Linked DNA regions of Mus musculus: region 1 is linked to region 2. A link is a loop called in an ENCODE intact Hi-C map of the cell type or tissue named here. Cell type or tissue: heart. All regions are shown on one strand.

Region 1 (2,500 bases), 660 kb before region 2:
AGGGAGGCAAGATGGAGAGGGTTCCCCTAGACCAGTAGTTCTCAATCTTCCTAATGCGGCGTTCCTTTAATACAGTTCCTTATGTCGTGCTGACCCCTCTACCATAAAATTATTTCATTTCTACTTCATAACTGCAGTTCTGCTATTGTTATGAATTTATGAATTGTAATGTAAATATCTGATATGCAGGATATCTGATATGTGACTCACAGGTTGAGAACCTCTGCCCTATAATGGTGTTATACGTGGTTGTGAGTTATCTGACTAGAAACTCAACCTGGATCCTGCAAGAGCAATATGCTCTATTAACTACTGAGCCATCTCTTCAGCCTCACAAATTAGTTCCTTTGAAATATCATGTTTCTTTAAATGTGAATGAAAGAAAAATACAGGTGAAAATAACCGTTGAAAATGAGAAGCAAAACCAAATTACTTAAATATGTCAAGCAAAACACATAAAGCCCACATCTGAAAATTCAGAACTCTTTTTTCCCCTTTTGGCATAAAAAGATAAGTTTATCTTTCTCATGGATCTATTTATTTAAAATGCTTGCAGGTACACTTGTGTGGGTATAAGTGTAGGTCAATTATCAACATCAGGAGTACAATTTACCTTATTATTTGAGTTTCGACTGACAAGGAAAGCTGAAGGCATAGTGCCTGCCTAATCACGACCCAAGGAATGCATACGAGTTGTTACTGAGAAGCAACGTGCTCAGAGCATTTAAAAACTGGTACCAATTATTTTACTGGGTCACAGGGCATGAACCCCTCCGAACAGATAACTTTATTTTTTTTTTTTTGTTCAGCATGCACAACTCATACTCTCCGCTGTCTGATTCGCGCACTCCTCCGGCGCTGGAAGCTGTAGTAGAGTCATTCATTTTCCCAAGCATCATCTAAACTGCATTTTAAATAACAATCAACAAATATCGCCGGCGCATCCCACACAAAACTGAGTGCGAGGGCGGGCTCACTAGGAGAAAGGAAGTGCGTTTTTGGTTTGTTCAGTTCCCCACAGGATAAGGGGAAAGCCTCGGGTGTTTGTGGGGTACACGTGGAAGCTCCAGGAAGGCCCCTAACTGACTCGACTGGATCTGGCAATTCCACCAGGTTAGGGACCCGGGTCCGCCCGCACCGCCGCCGCCCTCTGCTGTGACCCCAGCGCTCCGCTTGCCTTACCTGCTCCTGACCTCGCGCACGCGCGTCCCCGGAAGGCCCGCCCCCCTTTACTTGCTTCCCAGCTCCAGAGAGCAGGAGAGAGGCGGAAGCTTGATGGCTAGAGCGGAGTCGGCGGACAACCCGGAACTACTCTCACTCCCTGGGGGCGGGACCTCGGGCGACACCTAGCGGCCGCGCTCGCTCTGAGCCCAGGGCCTCCGCCCGCGAGGAAAGCCGGGTTGTGTGGGTGTGGTTCTGAGAGTGGGGGAGCCTTGGCTATCCAGGAAGGTTCTAGAGGGACCACACGCATCATTTTGTCGAGAATAGCCAGAGCTGAGTCCCTCCTCGCTGAAGCTCCTTGCTCTGTGATAATAGAATGAAATGCAGTATTTTTCCTTTGTCTTCACGTTTCATTTTTCTTTTCATTAGAGCTTATGCTCTTTGCGTTCCAAAGATACTTGATGCTAGCTCAGAGTCTTTCTGACCGTGTTGGGTTCCTATCAATCAAGGAGTTGAGCTGTGGTTCTCTTTTCGGGGTACAGGGATAGAACTCTTGGATAGGAGATAGACAGGAGCAGTAACACAGAGAAATTGTGTTTTGGAAGATAGCCTAAGTTCTGCTTCTCTTTGTACATTTGGATAAGCTAGTGTAAAACTCTGTCCCCAGCCTTTTTCTTTTCTTTTCTTTTTTTGTTTTGTTTTGTTTGTTGAGACAGGGTTTCTCTATGTAGCATTGGCTGTCTTGGAACTCACCGTGTAGACCAGGCTGGCCTCAAACTCAGAGACCCATCTGCCTCTGCCTCCTGAGTGCTGGGATTAAAGGTACACACCTGGGCCGTCAATCCCAGACTCAAACTTTTATGATAAACTCTCAATTGTTTTTTAAAAGCAAGATGTCTTAATTGTGGAGCAAGAAAATATCGTAACGGACAGTATGAGATCAATCATGAGATCTTGAGCAATCTCAAAAGAAATCAGATATGTGGGCCAAGAAAACTGCAGCTTTATCTGCGCAGCTGTGTCAGCTGCGGGTCAGAGTGCCCTTTACCGTTGACTGTCCTTGGGAATGAAGATAGGTTGCTCATACCGCATCAACAACTAAGGTACCGGGGTATTTGCCTACGTGTGCACCAGTGAAGGGTCAGCATCCTGCAGAGACCATGACTTCATTACGATATTATTTTCATTGTGGGCTTGGCCAGGATAAGCTTTTCTAGAGGATCCTGAGAAGAAATATCCTTCAAAAGTGATCTGACCCACCGTGACTTAGGAAAGAAAAAGGCTCGCCCTACTCTATCACTATGACACCCACTTTATAAATGTAAGAATTAAAAAAAAA
Region 2 (2,500 bases):
ATAAGCTTTTGAAGGAATTCTTAGTTTATTTTTGTATATGTGCACTTTTGAAAATAAAAGGAAATGAAATATGGTCCTTGCTTGAAACTTGCTGAAATGTTCAATTTTGTTTAGCTACAAAGTCCATCCTAGAAGGACTAGCTTGAAAACCTGAACAGTCACCAAACCCATGTTTTGATTTGAGCTGCAGAGACTCTCAGCCTTTAGTGAAGTAATTGGCTATTCCCAATAAACCACTTCATATTCTTTTGCTCTTTTTGAGTTTCTTTGTTTCAGGTAATACACTACAACACACACACACACACACACACACACACACACACACACACACACACAGGTGTGTGTGTGTGTGTATATATATATATATATATATATATTCATAGGAATGCAAATTGTGAAGATGTGTACATACTCTGTGAGGCTAGGCTGGAGCTACAAGCGACTGTCATTGTTCAATACAAATGACAGTTGATGGGCACCCATCATATAGATGAGGCAGATGGCATCTTGAAGTTGTCTAGATCAAGGGGTAGTAAACTTGTTCTATAAAGGATTAGATATTTAGTAGTTCATGCTTTGAAGGATGTATGATTTCTACTGAATTGATTCATCTCTGCCATCGGTGAATGGAAACAACCACTGAATATATATTTGTAATATGTATATAGCAGATACAAATGAGTAACTGTGTTTCAATAAGATCTGTAGTTTGTTGCCCCATGGTTCTTATATTTTGCCTAAAGAGTTGTTCACCTAGAATTTTAATTTTAAAGGTGATTCATGAACCATACATGTATCAACCTTCTAAATGATAGTAAAGATCATAAGAATTGATGATGCCATTCTGCATACAGCTCAGGCTTGATCCTGTAAAACTGAAATAACAAGAGAATTTAGCTATGACTATAAATACTCCCTCCCACTAGGGAAGACTTTACCCATGCCTGTCTTCGTTGATTGCAGGGAACTGAAAAAAGCTCGGCATATCCAGACCCCTCAGAGAGAAGTCCACCATTGTTATTATCAGATCTGCAAAGGCTCAAGACACCTCCTGGTGGGAGGAAGGAGGAAGGCGCCCTCAAGCTTCACCCGTGGGACATCCTCCGTGTAGGAACTCACTTCTGGCCTTTTGCTACACAACACAGCCTTTTGAAAACTCTTACAGGATACAAAACTGAACCAGCTTGAATGTACAAAGATCTCAAAAGCCATCCTGATGTGGCATCTATAGGTAAGATCACCGAGCTTCCAGGGTTTCTCCTTAGCAACGGTCTTGTGTATCGTAAGTACTGGAGTCTTCTTTTCCCTAGTGATGTATTTCTAGAGCTGCTTACTAAGGACTCCTAATGAATAATCAGAAAACATGGCTCTGAACTGAAAGGAGAAGCAGAAATGTGCTACTTTGGCCTATGGATTAAGAAGCTGCCGTTACTTATTCTTCACTGGGGTCCAAAGAACTTTCCCTGTACATAAAAAGGGATAAAATATGGCTTTAAGTGCCAGCTTCCAAGAGAATGTTGCCTGTATTTCAGAGTGCTTTCCAAGATCTGTCTGCTCCTCCAATCACCAGCTCCTTTGAGCAAGGAATTTGCCTACTATACTTTCTGAATGGAAGCAATCTCTTTTCTGATTTTGCATTATTAAATAAAAGACTATCATTGTGTGAAACAACTAGAGTAAGACTATAATTTGGACATTCCTGAGCTGCTTATTAATTTGTGAAACACAATCAGCAGAGGCAGAGGACCCAGGAATTTTGGTGTACCTGTTCCCCGTGTGTTCCTCACGTCTTAGGTCTCTGTGGCTGACTCCAGTTGCTTTTCAGTTTTGAACATCATAGCATCATCTGGTTCTCTTGATTTTTTTTTTTTTTTACACCAGAACTCATCCTTTTGTTTTCTTGCTTTTTAACATATTTTAATCCAGATCATTGTAAATAAAGATTTTATCTTATCCAAAGACGAGCATGGGTAAAACATTCTTATTTGTGCTGTGTACAAAGAATGTGAACTGAACGTTAGAGCTTCTTGTAATTAGGAGGAAATGGGGATCATTAGTGGCATGTCTTTGTGTTAACACCATAAACCCAATGGCACAGGTACATCTATAGTGACAATATTGTTCATAAATATATGCTTTTTACAGTCTTAATGAAGGCAACCTGTTAAAATTTTAATTAAAAATTAAGAAAAATATCCCTACTAACTACAAAGTATTTCTAAAGTTGCTTTCAAAAACAAAACAAAACAAAACCCTTAAGCCCTTAGCATAGTAGAAGGATTATAACCTCCTCACACTCACTATGAGGCTTTATGAAAAATGATTTGAAAGTGAGAACTTGATTAGATTATGTGGTGGTTTGAATATGCTTGACCCTTGCCAGGGAGTGGCACTATTAGGAGGTGTGGCCTTGTTGGAGGAAGTGTGTCATGGTAAGGGTGGGCAATGAGAGCCTCCTAAGCACACAGGAGCCAGTCTTCTCCTAGAGGCCTTCAAATGA

What was found. Hi-C counts contacts between places; a loop is a spot of excess contacts. Peaks named below come from ENCODE experiments on the same cell type or tissue, not always from the same donor. Only the 100,000 strongest peaks of a DNase experiment are listed, where the experiment ranks them.
Region 1: a loop joins it to region 2, with 8 times the contacts of the local background. A loop is called at or near these places in 6 of 42 quality-filtered maps.

Annotation. Positions count from the first base shown.
Region 1 is chr6:39,809,682-39,812,181 of GRCm38, forward strand. Mrps33 (mitochondrial ribosomal protein S33) reads right to left here and starts at 1,255. Exons shown (of 3, transcript NM_010270.2): 1 at 1,183-1,255. In heart, a CTCF peak has its summit at 1,353 (motif pointing left); a DNase peak (open chromatin) is centred at 1,270; H3K4me3 peaks cover 1,680 bases; H3K27ac peaks cover 1,192 bases.
Region 2 is chr6:40,464,853-40,467,352 of GRCm38, forward strand. Wee2 (WEE1 homolog 2 (S. pombe)) reads left to right here. Exons shown (of 12, transcript NM_201370.2): 12 at 964-1,963. The coding sequence ends at 1,111. Among named protein-coding and RNA genes, the nearest start is that of Ssbp1, 5.3 kb to the right of the region's middle. In heart, a CTCF peak has its summit at 1,058; no DNase peak of the experiment used is centred here.